Regions from separate parts of the Homo sapiens genome. Here region 2 is linked to region 1. Evidence: chromatin contacts called from ENCODE Hi-C or POLR2A ChIA-PET data. All regions are on one chromosome and are shown on one strand. The core of a region is the stretch at or near the end of the contact, and the rest is flanking DNA. Distances in the headings are between cores, read along the strand shown. Region 1 has its middle 170 kb from the start of NPVF. Region 2 has its middle 250 kb from the start of LINC03007.

Region 1 (6,531 bases), core at 2,957-5,456:
TCAGGTGAGGATCCAGGCCAAGATGCCCCCTCCTAGCTCACCTAAGTGGCCTGAACTGGCAAGGATGTCTGGAACTTGTCAAAAAAGAGGATGCCATTAATAATAATAAAAAACAAATGGCTCCTTTTGCCAAAAAAAACCCCCAGAAGTTGAAAAATGGAATATTTATGCACAAAGATGGTGCCCAGATGCCTTGAATCATAAGAAAAGCCCAGAAAGAGAAGAACTACAGCTGGTTTCTTCATTTCCAGGCTGATTTGCCTATTAACCTCCTGGAATTTTGAGCAGCGGTTCGTTGAGCTTGCTTCTCTCAATAGCCCATGCAGGCCCTGCCTCTGGGACACAGTGTACAAGAGTTTTCATTAAAAAGTTAACATTCATCATAGAGTTCAGGGCTCCTTCAATATCTCATTGAAAAGAGAGAAAAACAGCTCAGCTTCAATGAGGCAAATGTCGCAGTAAGATAAATGTTAACATTTTCTTAAAAGCCAGTGTAATTATTCAAAGAATAACCCCCCCCCCACTCCACCCCTCACCCCCAAATCGTTCTATTTTTTTGCTAAGGATCTGCTCTTACTATTTTTATTTGGCAAAACTCCCAGGACCACTTTCAGTTTCCCCACCTCGTGGGCAGCACCACCACCGTCAGCAGGTGATCTGCGAGCTTTATCAGCAGGCATCATCAAGCCCAGCATCCTCAAGAACACACTCTGATTGGTTCTGACTTTCACAAACTATTTCCAAGCTGAGCTGCTGTCTCTTGACAACCATATTTAGGAATGAGAGACCTGAATGTGGAGGCCACAGAGTTGTCCTGAATGGCTCTGGTGTTCCTACATCACCCTATTACATGACAAGGGTCATGATTCTGGAAGAGGCTGTGGCCACAGGCAGCATAAAGTCGGAAGGAGACTTGCTTCCTCCCTGAGCATGCCTGCTGAGCACAGAGGCAGCACGCCCCCTGCCTCCCTGCTTGTTGGGTATGCCCCTTGCCCAACAGCAGGGAGTTCAGTCCCTGTCTCTTGGACCCTGTTTTAGGCCACCAGCCACATCCAACGGCAAAGACTCCCTCTTTGGAAAGGGCATTGCTCTTCATATCTGCCTTCAGCAGGTCATATAAATTTGACCAATTAGAATTGGCCGTCAACACGTTGTGCTAAATACCAACCTAATATGGTATACCAGCTACCTAATATGTCCTTGCCAGTTACCCACCATCTTGAAATTTTCTAGCCTGTGAATATTTCTCAAAGTGTTTTCTGCAGAATAGCAAGAGCAGTTATACATGAAAGGGTTTCTGCGATACGGAAATTTGAGAAACACTGGGCTAAACAGAATTGTTATAACAGGACTTTTCAGAACAACTAGCAAACTGGTGACTATTCAAAAATGAGCTAAAGTAAAAGATTGGGATAAGCAGCATTCTTAAATATATTTAAGTGTAAATTTATTTTATTGCAGAATACACATTGAAAAATAATGCCTTAGTGCAGAGTGGAAATGTAGCCTCTTTCTATGTTTCTGTTTCCTTATCTGATAAATGGGAATAAAATAATACCATGAGGAATTGTTGTGATTGAATAAATGAGATAAATGCATGTAAATCATTTAGAATAGCATTTGGCGCAAATGTTACCCAAAACCTGAGTTCAAATTCTGGCTTCTTGTTAGCTGTGTACCACTGAACACATTACTTAGCCAGAGTCTCAGTTTCCTTGTCTGTAAAATGGGAATATTGTTAGTTTCTAACTCAAAGTTTTTGAGAATTACATGACATAATGCATGTAAATTGCTCAGTAAACTTTTGGCATAAACTAAATGCTCAAAAGCTGCTAGCTAAAAAAAGCAATGCTGTGTTTGGCAAAAAAGAGCTTTGCCCATATTTTCAATGAATTTGAAACTCCATAGACTCATTGACTCTGGGGAAAAGGAATACAATTTACATTCAGAAACTTGGCCAGAAGTTGAGCCCTATTTTCATCTGGCAATTCTGAAATTAAATACTATAATCTCATAAAATAAAATAAAAATAATCTTAAAAGTAAGAGCTTGTTTCTGAACTACAAAAGGATGAATTTGGAGAAGATCAAAGCTGCTCTAGTTCAGATTTAAATTTAAAAGTATCTCTGCAGATTTACCATGTGCTATCATTCTTTTTTTTTTTTTAAGATATGAGCATTTGGGGTAACTAAGGAAAAGGGATCAGGATTTCTGAAAGCCACAGCAGACTTAGGTGGAAAAAGCACCCATAGCTACCTCATGAGCTGATTTCATTTCCAACTTCATCCTTCTCACCCAATAAAGAAAAAGTCAGTAAGTTCTTGATGAAGGGAAATTTTTGAGGTGTTACATTGTTTTTGCCATTATATTTCCAAGTGCCATTCCCTCTACTTAAATCAGCCCAAAGTTAAATATAGCACTGCCAAAGCTGATTACAAAATGACAATTACATTAATTGTTAAGCCATAAGAAAATTTTAATATTCAGCCATTTTATATATAAACAGGAATTACATATAGACAGATTTTCTACTACATTAACATTTAGGCAATGATTTGATGATATTTTCCTAAGCTCCTAAAAAAATGTTTTAAAGAATCAGAGGAAAGGAACCTATGTCCTTTTAGAATCAAGAGAATGTAAGCTTGGACTAGAGTTCTGTTTCATATTTATTGTGAACAACTTGCCGTCTGGTAACATTTTTCTGTTCTATTTTTAATGGCTATAAAGTTTCTATCGTATTCAGTAATTATCTTCAATCTCAAATGAGAAAGGAAATTCCATAATAAGAACTACATGAAACATTGAGTGTACAGGTGCCAGAAAATACTGTTTTGTTTAGTGGAGATGAGATTATAAAAATATGACTCTTTATAAATGCATGTTCTCAAGTTTATTTATAGACACCATGACACCAACTCTTAAACTCCTTATTTAATCGCTAACAGAAACATTATTTCAAAAGGGAATTAAGGTGGTGAAAATATATTTTAAAGTGGCATATTCTTAGGGGAGTCTCATTTTTTTCTTACTATTATCAACAACAACGACCCAAGGAAAGAAAAGTCAGGAGGTAATTTAAGCCACAACAAACAAAAACGTTTCAAATTTCTCAGGGGCAAGCTGCACTGCATCTTGAAGGAAATTGGAAAGAATATCAAAGAGAATTTATTGTTTGATGACCACCCTTGGTTATTTAGTGAAAGCTGGGAGAGAAAAACGTAGCAGCAGTTAAGACATCTGATGTAAACTTGAAGGGAGGGCAACAGAGAGAGGGATTGAGATTTCGCTAACTTTATGCTTTGGGACCAGAGATACCTTCAATAACAAGTAGTTATTTCATTGTTGCATTTTTAGATAAGTCATATTAAACAATTATACTAGGTTATTATAATTCCTGTTAAAAGAGCAAAATATTAACCTAACTGTAAATTCCATTCAATACAGTTAAGATAAAAGCATCTACCACACTTAACCATTCACAGTGGGGTTATTAATGATTACTTTTTCCTACTTACTGCTAACATCCATCAACTGGATATTAGAAAAGTAAATATTTTTCTGTCCACTAGAAAGTACTTTTCTAAAAGGAATACAATCTAGAATATAAGGTGCTATTTTACTTCTAACCAAGTATCTACAAATATATATCTATTAGAAGCTTTTTCATTAATAAATGAGATCTCATTAAATAAATAAAGTTAGTCATGTGTATTTTTTGCTCAAGTCTCAATGTTCTAAGTTTCTGCTCTCCCTGAGAGGTAGGCCTCTAAGAGATTATTCCAGAAAGGACATTGAAATAAATGGTTTTGATGTAGAATATTAGCAGTGGAAAAGTTTCACATACTCACTGGAAAAATAAAGGGAATATTTGAGGCTACCCAGTCACATTTAATGAAGGGGAGTCAGAGAAGGTGAGAGAGAGGGAGAGTATGCACACAGTCCTCCTGGACTGACTTTGGATTTCTCAGCTTAATTGATAAAACAAGTAGGGCAGGCATTTCTCTGTTCCTGCTCTAGGCAGCGATTTCAAAATAGCGCCCCAAGGCCACCCTCATTTCCACTGAAAGCCTGGCAGCTGTGGAACTTAAAATTTGCCTGATTTGAGGTTGGAGGGCTTCTGATTTGAACAAGATCCACTGCAGAACCCAAGAGTAGCGAGACACAGGGGCTGATGGCCCCGTGACATGTTAATGCATTGGGTTTTCTCCCACCAACCCACAACATGGGTAAATAAAGATAACCTTCACCAAGAAATGCACACTGCTTCTGTCCCAGGGCGACACTGGGGAATTCTGGCAAAGGCAGCAAGTGGCCCGCTAGCATGAGCTGCCATCACAATGAACAGGAGGAGAGAGTCAGCCAGAGCCACTGGTGAGGAGTTCTGGGAACAGGAATACGGATAGCCGTTATCTGACCACTAGGGCCTGGCTGGGAAAACCCTACCCAAAATCTCTTTGTTACTCGATTCAGAAGATTGCTTTTCTCAGCTTTGTTTCTCATTAAACATTTTGAAAGGGGTTAGTCCAAGTTTTGCCTATTTAGTTGTTTTTGTTTTCTGGCTTAACGTACATCACATTACCTAATAAAAATCACACCACATTAAACAGGCTGTGTTGAGTATGCTGCGGTGAGTGCGACTTTACTGGTGTTATTTTAACTGTCTGTTCTCTGAATTCCCTTGGAATTTATGCTGTTAACTCCCATGAATACGAACAGACCTCCCAAGCCTGTAGTTACACACTCTGTATACTTATTAGGAGGCAACTTCACTTCTAGATGCTACACAGAGGGCTGTATTTTCTCCCTGAACACTTGAGTTCCTGAGCACACTTGTTTGAAAATGTCTCATAAAATATATGGTTTAGCTGGACAGACTGAAAATTTTGTGTAATCAGAGAGAATGTTTAGAAAACATCGTTTGGGGAGGGAAATAATATTTTAATGCTACTTCCAAGAGAATAAATAATGTAATTCCCCTTCTCCAGGGTCACGGGATGCAGGCTTTAGCATTGCTAATAAAACAAAAGAGAGATGGTCCTCAGAGGGAGGGATACAAAAACATAAAATGTTAACCATTTAGCCAGGAAATACGTGCAGGGACCAAAATCAGGTCCTTTCACTCATACAACAAATACTCAAATAACCACTTCAAAGTGTTTTCTCGGGAAAAGATAAGACTAATATCAAAGAGAAAAATCTCTTGAAGTTTGTGGCTGTATACCTAAAGAGAAAGCTTTCACTTTGTCAAGAAGTGACAAGAAAAGTTTTCATCTAATTGTTAGAAATCAGAACTTATTTTAAGCTTAGGCTTAGAGGGTTAGCATCCTTCCCGCTTTCATTTATAGGATGTTGGTATTGTTTCTTATGTTCCAGCATTATAATCTCATTCTACATGGAATTCTATTCAATATAAAAGAAAATTCACCCCCGGCTGTGATAGCTTTTTAATTTGTAATAATTTGTTCACAGCAGTTGTGAACAATGAGCTAAATATTGTTGAAAAACAGGAGTTTAATTTTTGTAACTTCTTGATTTGTTCTGATTTGTGTTGTTTAATGAAATCTAGTATTGAAAAACCATGGATCCTGATAAAAATCGTAGGTTAGAAAATATATGCCTCTTAAGATTTCTTGAACTTTCTTCGAAACTCATAGAAAAATACTAGAAAACGGTGTGGAATCACTGATGAAGTAGTGCCACCATCTGGAAAATTTCAGAATGGTAGACATAAGTTTCTTTTTCTTACAAAGGTGAACTCTTTCTCAACCACACATTTATTTTGGGGGAAAGAAAAGCAAATAAAAAACTTGTTCCATTTACCTAACTGTCCTAAGGATATTCAATGTAACACTTAACCCATTCCCTGTAGTATTGTCTCATCAGGGAAAGGAAAGATTCATTCCACATTGGTCTACATTGGAGATGATGTTTTACCAGGTATCTGAAGAATGAATGAATCACCATCTATACAGAAGGATGTAACGTGAAGGGAAGCTGAATTCTAACACTTTAAACTTGCAACTTAGACACATATGTGCTTAGTGCATGGGTGTTTGTGTCCAATGACATTAAAATCTCTCATCTATAAAATGAGGATAATAATAGTATCTACTTTACAGGGTAACTGGAGGGTAAAATGAAATAGTGCCTGTAAGGTGCTTCGCACGGTGCCTGGCACATAGCAGTGATCAATAATGGGAGAGATTATTAAAACTGATATGTATTTAATCTCTTTTTCAAACATCTGAATTAATATTCATAGGGTTGGCAAGGACTCAGGAGGCTTTCAGGTCTGGCTCCTGTCCTGGAAAGAAAGCTTCCACACTTCTCTTTAAATTCACGAGAAGAGGAGGTTTCCCAACCCCTTAGTGAAGCAACCTCCTCACCTGGCTCTCCACCCCCTACAGTCTGGCCTCATCTCCCCTCTAAGCTCATGCCTTCACCTAAACCTTCTATCCATACTAACTGGGTGTATTTCCAGCACCCTAAGCACGATACTTGCCTCCTGTCTCTGTATATTTTTCCTCA
Region 2 (6,335 bases), core at 128-2,627, 150 kb before region 1:
GTGCTGGGATTACAGCCGTGAGCCACTGTGCCCGGCCTTGAGCACATTTTTGAACAAATAGCTTACTGACTTTTTCTGTTGATAAAGTAAGAATACTCATGGTAGAAAAATCAGAAGCAGAAATTTGTGAAAAGAAACATAACTACCACCTCTAATTTCACTAAACAGAGAAAACTCTGCTTTATTCATTCGTTTCCCTTTCATGAATATTTTGTGGGTACGCCTTTTCCATGACACAGATCATGGTATGTACAGTGCAGCACACTGCCATTTTCCACTCGCCCCTATTTCCCCTATGATTGTGAAACAAATGTTGAGCCTACCTTATGCATTTCTTTACAGAGGTCTCAGTTTAAGTATGAGTGTGTGACGGCTGTGTGGCTCTGACTCCAGAACTGGGGAGTCCCAGTTCTGCGTCCCCATAGCTCCCTCTTTTACATTGATGGGTCTGCCTGAAGTAGCAGAAGGTGAGACCAAGCATTGCCCGCTGGCATTACCTTATCCCCCAACCCCCCAAACCCTTTTCCCCTACACTTCTCTCCCAACCCCTCCTCCTTGCCCTGGCATAGTGATGGAACCATCACCTGCCGAAACCCAGAAGGAGGCCTCTTGTTTAGCACTGGCAAGGAGCAGATGACCTTCCCTAGGATGAAGAAGGGCAGCCCTGGCTCCGAAATGTGACTGGCACTTTGCCCTGCAGAGAATGCACCTGTGAGGCTGGTTTAGGGGTGATGTCTGCAGACTTAGACTTGGATCTTGAGTATGCACTTCCCTCCAGCCTCTGGAAACCATCTGCATCCTCAGTAGCTGAACACTGTGAAAAGGGTGCATGAGGCTATTTGGGTAAGTGGTGGCTCTGTGTGTGGTGTGTGTTATTCAGAGAGGGCAGGAGAATGAGCTGCCAAGGGAAAGAGTCTTGGTCATGGCTAGGTGAGTGATGGACCTTAGCAAGGGGCACAGCCCTCAGCTGCCCAAGGCTGGGCTGTCCCCACCCCATCCCCACTCCAGCCTTGATCACATCTGCTTCTAGTTAGTTGGGCCCAGAGGCACAGAATGCAGCAAAGAAAGGAAAAAACACAGGATAGAGAGCCAACGTTGTAGAAAAGGCTGTTATGGAAAGATTTAGGCACAAAGACATTTTTACATTTTTTTTAAAGCACCAATAAATTCCTTCTTGTAAAAATGACAGGAAACCAATTTGGAATAAAGAAGAGAAACTTACAGAGAGAATCATCAAAGATCCTTGAAGCCAAAGGAATACAAAAGGAAAGAGACTGCAACTGGAGGCGATGAGGGAGGTCAGAGGCTTGGTTGGCCTTTGCTGCCTGGCCAGAGCTCAGGGGCTTGCGCAAAAGCTCTCCCTGTGCCTGGCTCCATTTGTCCTGCTGGGGCTGTGCAGGGTGAAGGAAAGAGAAGGCTGAGGTGTGCTGGGAGCCCAGCACCGACATAGCTCTGGAAGATCTGTCCAGTGAGGCGTCAACTATGCTGCACCCTTCCCCCTCCAGGTCAAAGCAGGTGCCTGCAGCCAATACAAGGACCTTCCAGGAGCAGTAAGGCCTGGGTAGGGCCTCCCTGCTTTGTTTTGTGTTTTGTAATGTGCCTCCGTGTTTGGGGGTGTCTAGGATTATGCACTAATTAACCAGGACCTCTGCCTGTCTGTTAGTTCACAACGAACATGATACTCCCCTTCCTGAAACTATGAGATGTCAATGTTTTAAAAAAATATATACTTTCCGCTTCTCAAATCTTAGCTAAATCTTAAATTTGACAAAACCATTTTAAGGTAAATGTAATCTTTTTTATTATAGAAGTAATATATTTTTATTTTATGCATTTAGGAAAATTGAATAAAGCACACAATATTTACTCACACTATACTATTACAATAGAAATATGTATTTGGAGATTGTGTGTTCCTCCTGTTTTTCTTCTTTCCTTCTTTTTCTTCCTTCCCAGCTGACCTGGGATTATAATTACTACATCCTCAGAGCTTTCCTTGAATTGGGGCATTTTGAAAAGTCCCAGAGGATCTAAAAAGCACAGGACATTGTGGTTAAAAAGTGCTGGGCAAATCCTGCCTCCCCCTTCTCAGAGACATTGAGAGAAGTCCTGCAGTAAATATCACTGTTGGACCCGGTTTATAACATCTCATGCTTCTATTTGATCAGGGAACACTTTATTTCACACAACACACATTGCCATTCTGTGGATTGATTCTGAATACACAGCTTCAAAACTGCTGTTCAGTCATGAGAAATCTGAACAGCCCCTGCCTTTTCTTGTGACACCGGCTTGTATGCTATCAACAGCAGCTGGTTGGTGTCCCCAAGCCCTTAAATGATGATGCTAATTTAGCGGCTGGCCTTTGAAATACCATTGATTGAGATTCCGGTTTGATATATTGGATACTTTGATTATTGAACCTCCCCTAACTGTTCTGTTAAAAACACTTCAGTGTCTTGTTTCATAGTGATTATCATCATCATGATCATTAGTGACATTTATTGACCGTTTACTGCTTTCGGGCACTGTGCTGAGCCCTTTACATGCATTATCCTATTTAACCTCATACCAGCTTCAGCAGGGAGACAGTATTATTCTTCTCACTTAAATGAGGAGGAAACTGAGGCTCAAATTGGTTAAGTAACATGCTGAGGGCCAGTTGGCTTTCAAGTGGGTCAGCTGGGATGCAAATCCATGAGGTCTGTCTACCCTCAACCAATATAAATTATTCACTTCAAATATCTCTGCTGTAAGGTTTGCAAACATTCACAGAGATTTACTGGGCACATCTGAAGACCTTGTGTACTTTTCCCTCAACATATTTATAGCCCTAACCTATCTAATTACCTAGCTGGGTTTTCTCTTTCCTCTGTCTCTTTCCTCTTGCAAGGATTTATTAAATTTCTACTAGACGTTAAACCCTGAGTTAAGTGTGATGATGAAAATGCAGCATTAAGACAGGGGCCCTTCCCTTAGGGAGCTAACAGTCAATGTAAGATTCCGAGGAGTAAATCAATGGCTAAAACACAGTCCATGTTCCTTTGGGAACCCAGAGGAGCAGCATCTAAAGCAATGGGAGCTAGGGAGAACCAACTAGAGGAGGTGGCCACAGAGCTGGCTTTTAAAGGGTAGGTGCCTGATAATAGACCAAGAAGGGGAGGGACTGACTTTCCAAGAAGACAGGTGGGCATGGAGTCGGGAGATGACCAAGGAGTTTGGGGACCCACGCGTGCTGGAGTTGGGTTGGGCAGTGGGTCTTTGCAGGAGGAAGATGGAAGGACAGACAGGGTCGGCTCTTGGTGGGTTAAGTGGGGCGTGGCTGTGTGCTCAGCTGAGGAATACTAGATGTATGCAGAATGAGATGATTCGGTTTGTGTTTTAGAAAAACCACTCCCTCAACACTGGGAGGCCATCTGAAGTGGAGGGAGTAGTACTAGAGAGTGGAATTAGAATGGAGGAATCTAGAAGAAAAATGAGAAAAGCCTGCCCTGAGGCAATGATGGTGTGGGTGGGCCAGAAGAGGCGGATACTGTGGGGAGAAAAATTGGGAATATCTGATTGACTTTTAGATGTGGAAGTGAGCAGGGAGTAAAAATGACGGCTGGATGTCTGATTGTAGTGATGATGCCAGTGGGACTAGACAGCGCTGGCGAGGAGGGGATAGAAGGGGAGACACAGAGGAGGGGCAAGGAGCCCGTGTGTCTGGCTTGGGTAACTCAGTGGGTGATGGTGCCGATGAGACAATTTGAACCTTCACCTCAAGAACCCTCCCCGCCATTTGACTTGTCCTCCTAAAACTGTGAAGCACTGACTTAAAAAAACAAAAACCAAAAACCAAAAAATATACTTTCATTTTCTATTCTCAAATCTTAACAAAATCTTAAAATTTGACACAAAGTATTTTAAGATAAATATCAGGTTTTTTTTAATTATGGAAGTAACATATCTTTATTTTATATATTTAGGAAAATTGAGAAAAGTACAAAATATTCACCCACACTATTATTACCTTCGGGAGATGTATTTAGGAGTTGCGTTTCTTTCTTTTTCTCTTTCTTACTTTATTCGCCTCCATCTTCTCTTTCTTTCATATGTATTGATTGGATTTAGTTATTTATCACCCATTTATCTATTTATTCTACTGATATTATTTGAGCATCATCTAGTATACTAGGCACTGGGGATACAGCAATAAACAAAACAGTACTTCGAGGAGTATAAATTCTGATGGAAGAGATTTTGACAATAAGTAAACGAATAAATGTATGTTGGGTGGTAAAAATTCTACTGGGGGATATCAAATATAAATAAGCAAATAATTGTATGTAGAGCGATGGTACATGCTATGGAGAAGAAGAAATTAAAATGAGCAAGGGAGCTCTGGAATACTGCGTGGAGATTGGCCATTTTATGTAGAGTGGTCTGGAAAGATCTCTGGTCTCTTGAGGCATTCATTAGAGACATGAAAGAACAAGGGAATAAACTGTGGAGCCTATCTGGGGAAAGAGTGTTCTGGGCAGAGGGGGCATCCAATGCCAAGGCCCTGGGGTGAGAGGATGCTTAGCATGTGTGAGGAACAGTTTATGGATAGAACTGAATGAATGAGGTGGGGAAACAGGGGATGAAGTCATAGAGGTAGGAGGGAGGCAGATCAGACTGAGTAAAGAACACATTCTTGGAAAAAAGCACAGAGACCAGTTCGGAGGATATGTAAATATTCCACATAAGGGTCAATAGTGGCTTGTGCTCGTAGTGTGGTGGGGGGGAGTTAAGAAGCAATTGGATCTGGATTTATTTTGAAATCAGATTAGAGGGATGTGATGTGTGAGGCAGGGGTCAAAGACAATGTCAAGGTTTTTGACCAAGGTTTTGACCTGGAAGAATGGAGCTTTTGTTCACGGAAATGACCATTTGTTTATTAATATACCTGCACATACTTGACAAGATTGAAACATAACTGTACCCTGTCTGTATCCTTTCTTTTTTCCACCAATTCTTTCCCCTCAAAGCAGGAAATTAAAGGAAGCCAAATAGAAGACATACTTCTTGTTCACCTTTTCACTTTTTCTAGCCTTATCCCTATATTTCTCCTTTTTCTTGTCAGGAAAACAGAATGTCCATGAATTAAGCCATGCATTCTGAATTTTGCTTGTGAGGGGACTCAGCTAGAGGCTGCACTTTATTTGAACTTTGTGGCCAGTAGCCAAGGGAAATAAAGCTTAATTAATGCTAATTTTTCTAACCCCTTTCTTTGCCTTTTCAGCAAAATAAAACCACCTTTGGGAGAACTGGCAAAAAAAAGTTAAAACAGACACCACACTACTAAACTTCACCACTGAGATAGCAAAAATATTTTCCTACAAGGTTGTGTTTGGTCGCAAAATGATAAAATATTTTGTCTTGCTCCTCCTTCTCTCTGCCTCCATTTTTTTTTAATGTTTGAACAAGTCAGCCGATTTTTATTTGTCTTTATTTCCTTAGAAGATTAAGACAGTCTGTGAGCTTGTTTGTACTGGGCTGTGTTCTGAGCGCCGGGGCTTGGTTGGCCATGGTTACAGCCGCTAAATTTCAGGGTGAGGAAAGAGCTGGCAGGGGTAGTTGCCTGCTGGTTGACTCAGTTCGGATCCAATTTATTGGCCTTTCTGGTCTGTGAGATTGTTAGACCAGCTACCTGGGGACAAGCTATTAGGAGGTAATCTTCACCCATTTCTGTAGGTAATAGTTTTTGTTAAACTTAGAACCAAGGCATGCCCTTGTTGACCTCCTGGTGAAGACCATGAGCTGTGTAGTTTAAGGGGCTTCTTTCTTAGCTTTGGCCTATTTCCTGAGCACTTTGCAGGTTATGTTTATAAAATAGTTGACTTGTAGATTAGAAGTGTAGTGATCTGTGGGAGCAACAGCATTTCCATGAAAGAATGCTGTAACGTAAATCCTTAGAATGTTACAGCTCCATCATCATTTAAGAGAATCGAATGTGGTCCCATCCCCTCCCCATCTCCCCATGGCTAGACCAAAAACCAAAGCAAAACACACACACACACACACACACACACACACACACAAATAAAAAGAAACAAAATCATCTACTCATTCCTCACCACTACCACCTCCACCCTGTTTTAAAAATGAGGAAGCAGAGGCCAAGCACGTGAAGGGGCCTGTCCAGGGATACCCAGCAAGTGAGATGCTGAGGATGGGGCTTGGCTTATGAGGTTGCTGCAAAGAACCTGAGAGCTGCTGTGAAGAATCAAAAACATTTGCTGTTGAGTTGCTCTTTGGCCATGTCCTTGGATAAGGTCATGATTTAGGGCAGTGTCATATCTCACCTGGAC

Evidence for each region. Hi-C counts contacts between places; a loop is a spot of excess contacts on that map. ChIA-PET counts read pairs that join two places held with the same protein, here RNA polymerase II (POLR2A). Pooled maps may share reads with other maps.
Region 2: a map of transverse colon shows a loop between it and region 1 (2.7-fold over the local background). The contact joins two enhancer-like sites. A Hi-C loop is called at or near these places in 8 of 168 maps with a recorded cell type or tissue (body of pancreas, gastrocnemius medialis, heart right ventricle and 4 more) and 1 of 50 pooled maps. POLR2A ChIA-PET finds 5 or more read pairs at or near these places in 1 of 52 experiments (Panc1).

The regions. Positions count from the first base shown.
Region 1 is chr7:25,390,631-25,397,161 of GRCh38, reverse strand. No RefSeq gene overlaps it. Among named protein-coding and RNA genes, the nearest start is that of NPVF, 170 kb to the right of the region's middle. Within about 2 kb of position 4,206, at least 3 of the 41 ENCODE cell types and tissues checked have a DNase peak (open chromatin) inside an H3K27ac peak, as active enhancers do.
Region 2 is chr7:25,540,478-25,546,812 of GRCh38, reverse strand. No RefSeq gene overlaps it. Among named protein-coding and RNA genes, the nearest start is that of LINC03007, 250 kb to the left of the region's middle. Within about 2 kb of position 1,377, at least 2 of the 41 ENCODE cell types and tissues checked have a DNase peak (open chromatin) inside an H3K27ac peak, as active enhancers do.